Regions from separate parts of the Homo sapiens genome. Here region 1 is linked to region 2. A link is a loop called in an ENCODE intact Hi-C map of the cell type or tissue named here. Cell type or tissue: A673. All regions are shown on one strand.

What was found. A loop is a pair of places that touch in the nucleus more often than their neighbours do. Peaks named below come from ENCODE experiments on the same cell type or tissue, not always from the same donor. Only the 100,000 strongest peaks of a DNase experiment are listed, where the experiment ranks them.
Region 1: a loop joins it to region 2, with 7 times the contacts of the local background. A loop is called at or near these places in 7 of 110 quality-filtered maps.

The regions. Positions count from the first base shown.
Region 1 is chr3:163,052,137-163,060,136 of GRCh38, reverse strand. No RefSeq gene overlaps it. Among named protein-coding and RNA genes, the nearest start is that of LINC01192, 250 kb to the left of the region's middle. In A673, a CTCF peak has its summit at 3,064 (motif pointing left); a DNase peak (open chromatin) is centred at 3,056; H3K27ac peaks cover 2,858 bases.
Region 2 is chr3:163,946,822-163,954,821 of GRCh38, reverse strand. No RefSeq gene overlaps it. Among named protein-coding and RNA genes, the nearest start is that of MIR1263, 220 kb to the left of the region's middle. In A673, a CTCF peak has its summit at 3,210 (motif pointing right); no DNase peak of the experiment used is centred here.

The DNA of each region.
Region 1 (8,000 bases), 890 kb after region 2:
TCAGTTGTTGAAATGATTATCTTTTCTCCACTGAATTCCTTTGATATATATCATATATATATATACACACACTCACACACACACACACACACACATATGTATATATTCCATTAGTTCTATTCCTCTAGAGAACCCTGACTAATACAGTGATCTTATGGGTTGTGTTGCTTTTGCCTTCCTATGGCTATTGGGCTCGTCTAAGTTCCCTCTCAGTAAACCACAGGCTGAAAATTATCTCAAAGCAGTAAGAAAGATTAATTGTAAGGTTGTAAGTTTGACCTTGCTTTTCTTTTTTTTTTTTTCTCTCATATATCACTGCCTTCATTTTCTGAGTCCAGTGTTTTGACAACTGTTTTACGCACTTTGTCTGTTACCTTTTTTGGTTGTTTTAGTTGAGAGGGAAGATATAAATCCTATTACTTTATTTAGGGTAGAAGGAGAAATTCCCGAACCGATTTTCTTTAAGCAAACCAAAGATAAAATTAATTTTTTAAAAAATAATCAGAATTATTATGCATTCCCAGTTAGTGAAATCAATATTTATAAAATATGTTAATTCACATGTATGATATTATAGATTAACTTCTGTTTGCATCTCTTTTCATGAACCATAATCTCTTAGGGCTATTTCTTTTTTATAATTATTTGCAGTACAGCAGTAGCTCTGGAGTTATGGTTAAGTGTGAAATTTTGTACATTTATTACTGATAATACATAAACAAATCATACACTTGTATTAAACAATGTGGTTATTTATAATATTTTCTAATTATCCAGAATCTAAATATATGAATGTGTTCTATTTTCCTTGGATGACTCTTATATATCAGATAAAATAGGGACATTAGAAAAGCTGTTCTCTTGTTTTACTTCAGGTTATCACATATTTTTAGGAATATTTTTGTGATCTATAGGGGAGACTTATAATGTTATGCAGACACACTAACTAATGTAAAAATAACCATTATTTTACAGTAAAATTGGCTAATGCTTCTTATCTAAGTTAGTCTTTCAGATGGTCTGTAAAATATAGCAGTGACTCATTATGTGTTTAAAAAATAATACTTGTTCAAACTCCTTCCATTATCACCTTAAAGTTATAAAAGTCTCTTTTTTAGCAAGCTAAATTTACAAGACATATATATTTCTACTATGTTTTCACATTGGTAAATATAAAAAAAATCTGAATGAAAATTATATTGCTTTAACAGTACTAGATTTCTGGGATATGCAGGAAAGTGCTTTGAAAGTTGTTAGGCAGCATTCATATAATATTGAAAGGAGTTGGTTAGTTTGCCTTAGGTGGACAGCAAGGGAAGGGTCCTCGGGAAATCGCAGCCCATTGCTCAGTGCCTCATCCTCACGTAACATAATAAGCAGCCTGAGGAAAAATTCGAGCTGTAGCATCGATAAGGGAACTAGCACAGGCTGTTGTGCTGGAAGACATGCCCACGGCTACACAGAAATCCTCCAATCCATTTGGATAAAAACTTGCACAAATCTCCAGCTCACTCAGATAAAGGAACAAGGCCTGGCCTAGAAATGCCTTTGTCTTTTGTATAGTCAGTGGGCTCCCAGGAAAAGTTTCTTCTGCATTTGTGGGCATGGGCACAGTGGGTTCCAGTGGGTTCTGGTGGGCGCTCTGTTTTCCTTTGTTGGACTGTAAGTCCAGCCCTTATGAATCATCACTTCAGCCCCTGATTGGTCCTGGGCCAAGGCCTTGGGCCAAACTTAGCGATGCATTCTCCAGACAGCTCATGGCCAAATTTCTTCCCTTTCCCGGTCCATAAAAACCCTGGACTCCAGCCTCATAGGGAGTACTCCCGTTTGGGACCCACTCTCTGCTGGCAAAGAACTTTCTTCTTTTGCTTATTAAACTTTCACTCCAACTTCACTTTTATGTCTGTGCTCCTTAATTTTTTTGGCAGTAGGACAAACAACTCCAGGCGCTACATCTTGGTGAATGGGCCAGGAAGAAGGGAATTCATCAGAAGGGAATTCATCAAGAGTGAATGTTTAACTTTAACCCTTTACTTTAATTTCTGAGGATTCTTGTTTATTTCAATCTTGTTTCCTTTCATGGAGGACCTAGCCATTGTGTGGGGTTGGAAGGATGTCCTAGAGTAACTGAAGATTTCTGGCTGGGGCTACCCCTCAGTGTTATCTGAATGTCCTTAGACTAAGTCCAGTCACTGATGACCCATCAGGATGTCAGCACAAGGACTTCCAGTAGTTTCCTATTGCATTTTCCTTCTTTCTTCTCCCAGATATCATATCTCCTATGCCTGTTTGTTTGTTTGTTTGTTTGAGATGGAGTCTCGCTCTTGTGGCCCAGGCTGGAGTGCAGCAGCATGATCTCAGCTCACTGCAACCTCTGCCTCCCAGATTCAAGCTATTCTCCTGTCTCAGCCCCCTGAATAGCTGGGATTACAGATGCCAGTCCAGCCCCCATGCCTCGCTAATTTTTGTACTTTTGATCGAGATGGGGTTTTGCCATGTTGGCCAGGCTGGTCTTGAACCGTGACCTCAGGTGACCAGCTTGCCTTGGCCTCCCAAAATCTTGGGATTACAGGTGTGAGCCACCACACTCGGCCCTATCCTTTTTTTACGTACAATGTTGCAGGTGTTTTTGCAAACTAGAGATAGAATCTTGTTGGGTGGAGTTAGTCTGTGTCTTAGCAATCAGGAATGTAATACAAAGGGTTGTTGTTTCTGTAACTTCCTAGAAACTGGGCAAAATCAAGATTTCAGTCTAAATTTTCACCTGGTAAGGTCCCTTCTCTCCCTCAATAATAGATATTCATGGCACCCTATGGGAGCAAACTTCACCCTAAGTGTATATTCTCCTCTCCATTTGGGTTGTATTTTCCTTTATATAAGAGCTTAGCATTGTCCAGTGAATTTAAATAGTTCTTTTGGGAGACAAGTTAATTTTATTATGCTGGGGGGAATTCTATAGGGGCAGCCTATCAAACCCTAAACCTCTTTTCCTAAATTTTGCATGAAAAGAATTTGGAGTCTGTTTTTACCTAACATTCTAACCCTACACCGCCACCTAGTGGAAATGGATTTTTTTCCACGGAGAGCCTTGTTAGACCTCTGCCCCAAACCTCTGGTTACTCAATTCTTTTTTCTTCTGCATCCTTCTCTCAGTTATCAGGCCACATGTCCTATTTGTAAACAGAAAAAAAACTTCACTCTCCACAGCCAGGAGGAAGCTATCCTGATAAGACAGATCTTAGCTTCAATAATGTCCCCATCAAAATAGGGGCAGCTATTCAATTTTCATACTCTTTTAAGGCACCTGTTTTGCAATCAATTACATTGGAATTTAAACAAAAAATTAATTTTATGTTTAGAAGTTAATCAGTCCCATTCTGTGGGATTTCAATTTTTTAATGCGGCCATAGCAAGGGAAGTTAAAGATAGTTTTAAAAAACTCCCTCCATTAAAGGGTCTTTTCCAAATCCAACTACTATATAATTTCTCCCAGACCTCTGGGGCACCTCTGGTATCTTTTGGGCTGAGTGAGTCTAGGAATCCAGCATGGTGGAAGGCTAAAGTTTTAAGCAGGTAAGTGTGACCACATTCTGCTGACTAGCTTTTCCAGGACCATGGGTAAAGGTCACTCTTGTAACCATGGGGTGGCACCTATAATGGTCGCCAGGACTCAGAGGAGAGCAGAAAGGAGGAGAAGGGGGACACCATTTCTCTCTTTTCCTGCACCCTGTGTCACACAAAAGGGAGGAAGGCAACTGAGGGATGCCTTGTCTCCCCCCACTTTCTAGATGGGTAACAAACTATCTGCAGTCTGTACACCCCTCGAGTGCATTTTGAATAACTGGAAACATCTTTGACCCTAAGACTCTAAAAAGAAAACAGCTTATATTCTATTGCACAAGGGCATGGCCATCTTACAATGAGAAGGCCTAGCCTTCTTAGGGATGCATTAAATTCAGTAGTATCCAACAACTAGATATTTCTTTACCCTGCAAGACAACCCAGATCCTTGCAAGCATTGTAAAATTAACCCTTACCTCTTGGCAGCCGTGTCAGGAAAGCCTACAAAGGATAATTCCCCAAAGACAGACGCATCCTTGGGGAATGCTTAAATGCAATATCTGGGTGCTCTACCTGCTCCATTTATTTGGGAATCCCAATAGCCAAATCATTAGCTCTTCTGGTTGTGCCACTCAAAAAATTCCCAATTTTGCCTTTGCCCCTCCAGGAAATGCCCAATGAACATGGTGCCACTAGATTCCAAGTTCCCTTCTCATTACAGCACCTTAGACAAAGGAGAATCTAGACAAGTTCTCTAATAACTCTGATATATATATATTATATATATCATATATATGTATATATGTATATATACACATGTATATGTATATATACACGTGTATATATGTATATATATGCCTTTCAAAATTTAACCCAAGTGTTGAATCTTACATTAAGAGTTGGTATACTACTTTTAAGCCAAACCCTGTTTCAGGGAAACAAGAAAACCTACAGGCAGCAAAGATATTCAAAGATGAATAATAGGCAGTCAAAAAAGAAACTCAGTCAAAAGGGGAAACAGGGTAAAATAATAAAGACAGACAGAATCCTCATTCCCAATAGGAAGAGAGTCAGTGCACCTTGAATACCCTAACTGGGGCCCTAGTGACCCCATAAATAAGTGAAAAAAACCCCACTTTCTAATGTGCCTATTAAAAGTCTTGCAAAAAATAAGAAGAACCAGCAAATTAAGCAAACCTCTTAATTAATCTAAACTGTCCTTGTTGAACCAGAAACCAGATGAAAATTCCACTGCCTTTTTGGAAAGGCTGAGAGAAGCTTTAGTAAGACACACCTACTTGTCTCCCAATTTAATAGAAAACAACTTCATTATTCAGGCAGCTCCTGATATCAGAAGAAAGTTGCTGAAACAGGCCCTGTCCAAAGATCTTTCTAGTTTTATTCACCCTCAATTTAATATTTTGCACTATGTAAAAACACTCCCTTCTGTGCCCCAACTGAGGGGGTTTCTCAAGAAGGCACTGAGGTTCTTCTTAATTTTCTAGTATGTAAAGGATAAAAAATTTCCAAATCTAAAACTCAGCTCTGGCAAACTTCGGTTAGATACCTAGGTCTTGTCTTGTCAGAAGGAACCAGAGCATTAGACGAGGAAAAGATTCAGCCTATTTCCTCCTTTCCCCTTCCCCAAACCCTCAAACAGCTAGGAAAATATGGGGGCATCACAGGTTTTTGTAGATCGTGGATACCTCAGTATGGTGAAATAACTCATCCTTTATGCCACCTCATAAAAGAAACTCAAGCAGCTAGAACTCACTCCATAACTTGGCAACCTAAAACTCAAAAGCCCTTAACCAGCTAAAGCAAGTCTTACTTAAAGCATCAGCCCTCAGTCTTCCTATAGGGAAGGTATTTGATCTCTATATATCAGAAAGGAAGGAAATAGGCCTGGGAGATTTGATTAAGGCTCAAGGTCCAGCTCAACAGCCAGTGGGTTAACCATGGGGAATAACTTAACTGTTTGCACCCCACACAGGATAGCAGGACTGCTGCCATCTAAGGGAAGTCTCTGGCTAACAGACAATCACCTCCTCAAGTATCAAGCTTTGCTGCTACAGGGATCTACAGTCCAGTTAAAAACCTGCCCTTGCCTGAAGCCAGCCGCTATCTCCCAGAGGAAACTGGAAAACCTAAACATGATTTTGAACAAGTGGTGGTGCAAACTGATATAAGAAATGGTAAAAATCACTGTTTATATTATCAGTAAAGTTTTAATGAATAAAAAAGGATTTTGTTAAAGAGCATTCAGTGTAATTAAAAACAGATATCCAAGCTATGAGTATATTCAAAAGGCCTTTATGTTTTTCTGTTCATAAGTCTTGTTTATCTAAAAGAGGTTTTTTTCTTAGTTGACTGAGTTACTTTTCTCCGCTCTGTCTTGTCCCTCTTGGTGCAGGTATGAAAGGCCCTAGAATAACTTCTGGTGGCATGCAACTCCTCGGGAAAACAGAACAGGTGTTACAAATCCCATTTTGGGAAAAATCTCTGTTTTCCTCATGGAGCCCTGGAAACTGTTCCTAGCCATCTTCTTAAGGGGCCTCACGAGAGGCCAATGAGCCAGTTGGGAAATAGGCAAATTAAAAATGTTATAGCTACTGGATCTTCTTCTGTTTCTGTCTGATTATATATGTGTTATGTGGGTAATGTCTATTTAAAAAGAGGGAGCTCTAATGAGTTAACTTAAAGAAGGATAAGCACTTGAATCAATTTTTTTTTTTTTTTTTGAGACGGAGTCTCGCTCTGTCGCCCAAGCTGGAGTGCAGTGGCGTGATATCGGCTCACTGCAAGCTCCGCCTCCCGGATTCACGCCATTCTCCTGCCTCAGCCTCCCCAGCAGCTGGGACTACAGGCGCACGCCGCCACACTCAGGTAATTTTTTTTTGTATTTTTTGTAGAGACGGGGTTTCACTGTGTTAGCCAGGATGGTCTCGATCTCCTGAACTTGTGATCCGCCCACCTCGGCCTCTCAAAGTGCTGAGATTACAGGCGTGAGCCACAGCGCCCGGCCACTTGAATCAAATATTTTTAAGGGAAAAGTAAAGGCTGTAGTGCCTCTTGGTTCCTATGACTTTTATCTTTAAGAAATAAGAAGAGCCTTGGAGATTATCAATAAAGAGCAAATGTCTTCAAGATGCAAATAGATAGTCTAAATTATGCAGGTCAGACACTAGTTTTGCTAAATGTTTTAAAGTTGTAAACTGCTTCTTTGATGTATAAAACTTGTTCACCTTGCCTGCTTCACAATAGGTAAGGCCTGGGGACATATGGAAGTATTCATGTCCCTAACTATGTCGGAAGGAGTCAAATTTTATCTGCACCTAGGACATAATTAAAACAACTTAATAGGTTTTACATTCACGTTAAAAAATTGTTAAGAGTTACCATCATAACATGTAATTAAAACTACTGAAAATAAATATATATACAAGGTATGCAAGAGCAGTAAAATGTGTTTTTAGTGAAAGATTATAAAAAGGCTTGAAAATATATATTTTGCACGGAGAAAAAGGATTGTCTTAAATTAAATATAATAAAGCAAAAAGTTTAAGCAAATTGTGAAAAGATTGTAAAAATTAATCTTGCAAAAAAAATTCTGTGTGTAAACATATTAACTAAATTCAAAAGGGTATAATATAGTTTTATAAATTAAGCATTAAAATTCAAGCACAACAAGGTTTTCTTACAATGCAAATTTTCTCTAGCAAAATTGTAGAGGGTTATAAAAAGTTTGTGAAAATCTCACATCATGGTAAAACTTGTCAAAATTAACTAAAATTGTCTATAAGTTTTCATTAAAATTGTGGTTAACATTAATAGAAAACTAATGCAAGGATGGAATTTAGCTTTCTCTTAAACAGGATTTTCATATAATGATAAGGCCTAATGAAAGATTTTTGCTTTTTCAAATTTTTGAGTCATCATTTTCGCAGAACAAATGACTTATGGTAATCTGAAATTCTATTTCAGAATATCAAGTGTTTTAAACCTCTAACATATTCAACAAACTTTCCCAAATCAAATTTCAGTTTCAAGGTTGTCATTCCTGATGCCTGGCTTTTGGGTGCTGCAGATGGCCCCTTGAGCATCCAGAAGAGACGTAAACAAGATTATTTAACATGTTTACATACATAGGATTGCCAGAAAGATGTCCAATCTTCTTCAGGATATATATATCCTTACACTCCTGTAATCCTAGCACTTTGGGAGGCCAAAGCAGGTGGATCATTTGAGACCAAGAGTTCCATACCAGCCTGGCCAACACAGTGAAACCCTGCCTCTACTAAAAATACAAAAATTTAGCTGGATGTGGTGGCACACGCCTGTAATTCCAGCCACTCCGGAGGCTAAGGCATAACAATCACTTCAATTGAGGAGGCGAAGGCTGCAGTGAGCTGAGATTGTGCCACTGCACTGCAACCTGG
Region 2 (8,000 bases):
TTGCTTATCTTGCTAAAGTTTACAATTTCCAGTAGTTTCCTTGGGAATAACATCTGGTATAGGTCTCCCCAATTCCCATCCTAAAGCCAGGCTATCAAAATGTCAGAATTAAAAAGATTAAATCTGGAATCTTGGCATTACTAACAATTTGGTGAAGAGCCAAATTATGTTAACTAATAATAAGTTTATAAACTTACAATTAATTACGAAAAAAGTTGTGATAATTATGATACAATATTGAGAAGCTAAAACTCAAACAGTTCTTATATTGAAGGAATTTGTACTGAGGGAAAAAGTGAGGCTAATAGGATGCCAGATTTTTTTTTTAACTTTTATTTTAAATTCAGGGGTACATGTGCAAGTTTGTTACACAGAAAAATGTAACAAATGGGGGTTTCTTGTTCAGACTTTTTCAGCACCCAGGTATTAAGCCTAATAACGATTAGTTATTTTTCCTGTTCCTCTCTCTCCTCCTATCCTCCATCTTCCAATAAACCAGTGTGTGTTGTTCCCCTCTATGTGTCCATGTATTCTCATCATTTAGCTCTCACCTATAAGTGAGAACATGCAGTATTTGGTTTTCTGTTACTGTGTTAGTTTGTTAAGGATAATGACCTCCAGCCCCATCCACGTTCCTGCAAAATATATGATCTAATTTTTAATGGCTGCATAGTATTCCATGGTGCATAAGTACATTTTCTTTATCCAATCTATCATTGATGGACATGTAGCTTTATTCCATGTCTTTGCTACTGTGAATAGTGCTGATGCCGGTGATTATGATGGCAGCAGCGGAGGTCTGGACCAGCTGCTGCCATGCTGACTGCAGTGTGGCAGGCACAGCCAGGGCTGCATTCTCCGTGGATCCGACAAGAGCCAGGAACAGGTGAGAACTCCGTCCCCTTCCAACTTGGACGGGTGGGATCCCTGCCCTCCAAGGCACAGCTGCTGCCACTCAGCTGCCCCTGCAGACCCAGGCATCTCTGCACTTTCAGGGGCGGGAAGCCTCCCTGCACTGCAGGCTTGGAAGTGCCTGCTTCCGCTGCCTGGCCTCTCCCCACCCCCAGCACGGATTTCAGAGCAAAGTTAAAGCTGAGCCCAGGCACAGTCACAACCCGGCCAGGTGTGCACATCTCAAGGCAGAGCTGACATGCCAGCCACCTGTCACCTCGGCCCCTCCCAGACTTTGGGCGTGGACCAGCATAGGAGGGAGGCTGGGGTGGGGGCTGAGGGTGGCTCAGCGTGGGCCTACAGGTGCCTCTTGCCATGAGCAGCCTGGGCACCATGGATGGTGACAAGAGGCAGATAGGCTCTCAGGCAAAATGGGGAGGGTCCCCAGTGAAACCACACCTTCAGGTCAAAGATGGTCTGAGGCCTGGGGACTAGGCTGCCAGTTCTGGAGTGATAACTTACGGTGCTTTTTCAAGGCCCACCCATGGCCACCCATGGACCAATCAGCATGTACTTCCTCCCTTCTGAAGCCCATAGAAACGCCAGACTCAGTTAGACTTGAGTAGACATAGGGATAACCTTCCTGCGGAGAGGATCTACCCACTGGGGGTTTCCTCTTTGCTGAGAGCTGTACACTCAGACAGGATGACTTGCCTGCAGATAGGAGCTACCAACTGTGGGTCTCCCGAGAACTGTTCTGTTGTTCAAGGAAGCTCGTCTTTACCTTGCTCACCCTTCAGTTGTCCACTCATTCTTCCCGGACATGGGAAAAGAACTCGTGACATGCTGAATGGCAGGACTAGAATAGCTGTAACACAAACAGGGCTGAAATCCTCCCCCTACCACTACTCGCCATGTTGCGGGAAACAAGAAAGAGAGCAGAACTGCAGCTCTTCTGGGAGCCCAGACCTAGTGGTTCCCTGCATGAGGGCTGTGACACCTTCTTTGGCATCTCCAAGCTTCTGCGTGACACTGCATTCGCCTTGTCCAGACGCAGTTGCCCAAAGCAGCAGTTGCCCAAAGCAGCAGCCACGTGCATCTGGTCCAGCTGGCACAGGTGCCAGCTCCCAGGGCTCCTTGCCCCTCTGCAACAGCCAGAGTGCCTGGCTGTGTGCAGTGGCCAGAACCTGCACTCACTTGCCTACACACCTCTAGCTGCTCTGCAACTGGCTTGCCCTTGGCAGGTCTGGGATCCTGGCCATTAACAGGAGCCAAGGATAGCCTTCTGGGCTGAGTGAGCAGAATGAGTCCAGCAGGTGCAAGCAATACTTAGGCAGAAGACACCACTAGCCACAGAGGTTTCCTGATGGTGAGGCAACACCCCAAGGATCCCATGACAATTATATCAGAGGTTTTTAAACCATCTATGTAGTCAAAAAGTATACACACACAAACACATGTATGTACATCATGACTTGTATTTATAAAAATAAAGAATTGGAATGAAACAGAGAAGAGAATAAAGGTAAATTGTTGTTAGAATTTGTTTAACTGAAACTTATTAAAAGAAGTTCATATAGAGTGTTTTAATGATTAAATTTTATATCATATTATGCGTATAAGTAATGCATAATAAAAGTTTTTAGAAGATTGTGTTGTTTATTTAAAGTATCAGAATAGGTACTAGAAATATTATTGCTATGAAAGAAATTTGTGTTGGTAAATTTTTAACACTAACCTTGGTTTATTTTAAAATTCTAACACGTCATTTAGTTCACTTCAAAACTCTCTAGTCACTCATCAAATTTGTGCAATTTTAATGAGTCTCTTAAAAAGCAAATACACATAATATTTGGGTTTCAATTGATACATCATCTAAAAGTAATAATAGAATTGTCAGCTAAGGAGATATTATTATGATTAAAAGATAATATCTTCTTATAATTTAGTCCAGCCATGTATTTTAATTTTTTGAAAAAAGGCTAGTTATTTACTTACAACTTTTGTCAAAAGTATATCTATTTGCAATAAAAATAGAAAATATACTGTAAGCAAGTGAAATTATTTCTCTTAAAGAAGTCATCCATGAATCATTAATATAATGAACAGAACTTCTTAAGAGAAAGAATCATATGATGTTCATGTCCTTTAAAATTTTTTTCAAAGAAATAAGACTGCCTTTATATAAGTATAGACCATTTTTAAAGATAGTTAATATAAATATGAGAAATTGTTTTTGTTGCTCATAATGTTAAGGGATTTTTAGTAATGAATTACAGTACTGAACAACTATTCTCAAATGCAGAAATATCTTTCATAAGGTTCTACCAGCAGAGGGCATTAGCAGGTGATACTTCCCGAACCTTATCAACTGTAGGCAACTATTATGTGATATTAAAAATAAATAAGATAAAGTCTTTAAAGATAAATTTTATAACTTTGCAGTACAGAAAGGGAGCTTGCCTAACCCCAGAACAAACAAAACCGAACAAAACAATATCCAACACTACAAACAAAAAGGGAACATGTATACTTCTTCACTTGTATTATGCTTCCTTGAGGAATATCTTCTCAGCATGTAGGCATTAACCTAGCCACTAGTATTTCTGTGTGTATGAACATACAAAATAGGTCATACAATAAACTTTATTAGGCTAATAGTTTCTATAGAAATGTAGCTACAAACTCATATAGCATATGTAGTTACCGTCTCTTTATTAAAAGATAAAAGCTTAGTATGTATGGAGAGATTAAACATACTTCAATCCTGAGCTGAACTGATATTTATATTTGATTATAAGTACGAGCATCAAATATTTCTCACTAGGCTATTTTTGTAGTTTTCAACAGTCACTGGAGACTATCAAAAATTCACCGGGACTTGGTATGTATTCTGCAGGACAAGATCAACAAAAATTAAATTCTGCAACCTTCTTAAAGAATTTGGATGACTGTTTATTCCTATTTCTTCAAGGTATTTTATTGAGGTCATTTTGGAGCTAAGCTTTGAATGGTTAAAGAAATTGTTTTGAAGAAGGAGAAGAGAAAAATTATTTCATTTAGGGGCATAGTATGAATAAAGTTCATGATAAAGTACAGGGCATGGACTGCAATAACAGAATAAACCAGACTTGTCCAAAAAGAGCTCTGCTAAGAAAAAATAGGAGGTAAGTTTGGATGGCTTCCACCCTGTTACTCTGTCTCCTTCATGCAAAAGTTTTCATTCAGCTCCTGTTCAAAATATCAACTTACAATTTTCCACTTCTCTCCTTTGTTCTATTTTCTTAAGAATTCCTGGCTATTTCCAAATTGTTATGGTGATTTGCTACTGACCCAAAGTGAGGAGATGATCATATCATTTGTATTCAAATTAGTAAACTTCAAGAGTACACAAAAGTGTTACTGATAATTATGTCAGGACATCAAGTATACACCAGGTTGTTCCAGGTAAACAAGTACACAGATACTCATCTTGGGTATTAAAAAAAACCACATCCACTGACTTGGCTTCAACCATATTATTCTTCATATTCAATTATGTATGACAATAGGTATATACTGGATCTTGCCATCAGACAAAATAGTTGAACACACAAAACTTTAATATTCAATATAACAATAACTAATTATGATCTCCTATTCATCTGTTCCTCATAACCTAGCCGCCTGTTGTTTAAACACATTAAACCCAGCAATCACTGTGCCTACTTTTTTCTTATTTTAGTCTCGTTCTCAAAATTATATTGTTCCCTGTATAGCAAAAGCAAGTCCTACAGAACTTCAGCAACTTTCTTGCCTAACTCTTTCCTCTTAGAATTCCACCTTTAACAATCTGAATCTTCTCATTTGGTTCATAGCTACTCCTTGACCTTGTTGCTGTAACATAGTTACAAATACATTGAATACAGTTTCTTGTGATGAGCTCTTGATGGATTAACCCATTTTTCAACCTTTTATTGTTTTATGTTATTTTCATTTGCATACATTCTTTTTCATTCATTGTTTTTGAGTTCCAAATCAAGAATATATATTCATGTGTATATGTATTGTTGTATATTTAAATTTTAATTAATTTTCATAGCTTAGTCAAATGCATAGTGCACACTTAATAAGTAGATTTACAGGATATATTAAGCTCATGTATTATTTAAAGCAAACAATGAAACATACTTAATAAAAATTCATTGGATAAAGCATCATTGATTACTAACATTTATTTGTACTGACTCTATACCAGTCTCTGAACATGGACTATATTATGTAGCTAATTAAATACACATTCCCACTTTTCACTTTCTGCATCCCAACATAGAAATGCAACTTTTCAAAAGAATCTATTCCATCATTTTGAAGCCCCTGTTTCTTTGCCTGAGCCAGCTAATCTTTGATTGATTGATTTTTTAACTCAGTGAAAGGTAAAGATGGTTAAATGGATTACTGTGTGTGCTAGAGTGAAAAAGAGAATAAGGGAATGTTGTGATTGCTTTATTTCATTGATAAACAAACTTGTTTTAGGCATTGAGACTATCACTATTAATAAGAATTGACATTAAGACACATTATTTGATTCTCAAAGTAATTTTTTGAGTAAGGCACTATAATTCCCTTTGCTTTAATAGAGCTACTTTTTATGTTTAAAGAGGCTGAAAAACTTTTTTTAGTGCTTAAATTTCATAATTCTAGGCTTTATGTGTGTGAATGATGGTGAATCTATTTTTGAAATAAACTTTCAGTTTTAGAATACTTTTAAAATTACAGAAAAATTTTGAAGACATTAGCTTGTTCTTATATACCCCATACTGAGTTTTGCCTAATGTTAACATCTTATATTAGTATCATGCATTTGTCACAATCAATGAACCAATAATGAAACATTAATATTAACCAAGGGCCATACTTTCTTCAGATTTATTTTGTTTTATTAAATGTCCTTTTTCTGTTCCAGATTTCCCATAGAATACCACAGCTCATTTAGTTGTCACGTCTACTTAAGCTGTTCTTGGATGTGACAAATTCCCAGACTTTCCTTAGTTTTGATAACGTTGACAATTTTGAAAAATATTAATCAGTTATTTGTTAGCACATCCCTCATTTGGGAGTCGTCTGATGTTTTCTCATGATTAGACTAAGGTCATGGGTTTTTGGAAAACCATAGACCAAAAGTGAGATTTTCATCACCTTGTGTCAAGAATCAATATTATCAATATGATTTACAATATTGCAGTTAATCTTGATCACCCGGCTGACACAGTGTTTGTTAGATTTCTCCACTATGCATTTACTGTTTTCCCCCTTTTCATACTGTAGTAATTAGAAAGAATTCACTATGTGAAGCTCATATTTAAAGAGTGGAGAGTTATACTCCATCTCACAGAGGGCAGGGTAGTGACAATACAGTATTTGGAATTCCTCTTCACAAGAGATTTGTATGTTCTGCCCTTTTATTTACATGTTCAATCATTATTTTATATAACTGTGGACTCATGGGTATTTATGCCATGCTTTGGATTATAATCTACTCCTACTTCATTTTGTTGCTCCAATTGTTCCAACTTTGGCCATTGGGAACTCTTTAAATTGGCTCTTGTGTTCTTTTGACGTATCCTCTTCACTTGTTTGTGGTTCTGTTTGCTTGGTTTTGAGTGGTTCCTTACATTCTGGCACTTCAAGATGATCCAAGTTCAGACTGCATATTCATTAACTTAGTCTTAAAAAAAAACACCGATTACTTTAGCAGAGAGAGAAAGGAAATATACTGTGCATACTAACTGATATATTATGCATACCAGTAAATATTGATATAGGTATTTATTTGCCTCTATATTAAGCTAAACATGAATTCATACTGATGTTTCCAACGGTGATACAGAACTGCTTGGATAATTCTATGCTTCCCTCTTTCTTGTCTGTAACTTCCCACTTCAACAGTGAAAAACATCACTGCCAACATCCATCATCGATTTAATTGTTCTATGCAAATATACGTAAATAGCAGTGTCTTAAATTGTTAGTCCATAACCTATGGGAAACAATTTCATTTTCATTAAGTAGAATGCAGCTCTTGTGTGGATTTTCTTTCTCCTTTAGTCTGTAAAGACTACATTCATTGCAAAAGTTACTTGGTTCAGGGCATCTTTTCTTCCAAACCTCTTCAGTGAGCTCATTTCATACATTTGTAAAACAGATTACTTTCAAAATTCTGAATTCCATTCTGAATCTTTTGGCTGCTTCATTTAAAAAATAAATTCATACATTAAAATTTACTCTTACTGCTTTACAATTTTATGGGCTTCAAAAAATACTTAGTGGCATATATCTACCATTAAGGTTTCATAGAGAATAATACCATTGCTCTAAAACAGCTCCTGTGTGCTACTTTTCAATGTGCCCCTTTCCCCCAAACCACTGGCAACCACTTGTGTGTTGATTATTGTGGTTTAGCCTTTTCTAGATGTTACTTAATAGAGTAATAAAGTATGTATCCTTTTTCCAGACTGACTCCTTTAACTTAATACATTTTGAAGATTCATCTATGTTTTTGCATAGCTTGATACTTCTTTTTTTACCACTGAAAAAGATTCCATTGAGTTGATGTGCCATAGTTTATCCATTCGTCGATCGAATGACATCTTAGGTGTGTCTAGTTTTTGGCAATATTAATAAAGCTGCTATAAATAGTCACATCCAAGTTTTTAGGTGGGCATATTTTCAACTGGGCAAATACCTCAGAGCATGATTACAAAATCATTTTGGTAGACTATGTTTTGCTTTTTTAGAAACTGCCAAACTATCTTTCAAAGTGTGTATGTCATTTTGCAATCCCATCATAAATGAATAAAAATATTGTTGCTTGTTATCTTTATCTAAAATTGATATTTTTTGGACTTTAACCATTCTAATTAGTCTGTAGTGGTATCGCATTGTTATTTTATTTATTTATTTATTTATTTATTTATTTATTTATTTTATTTTTATTTATTTATTTATTTATTTTGCGGCAGAGTCTCACTTTGTCGCCCAGGCTAGATGGAACCTCCACCTCCCGGGTTCCATCAATTCTCATGCCTCAGCCTCCCAAGTAGCTGGGATTACAGGTGCCCACCACCACA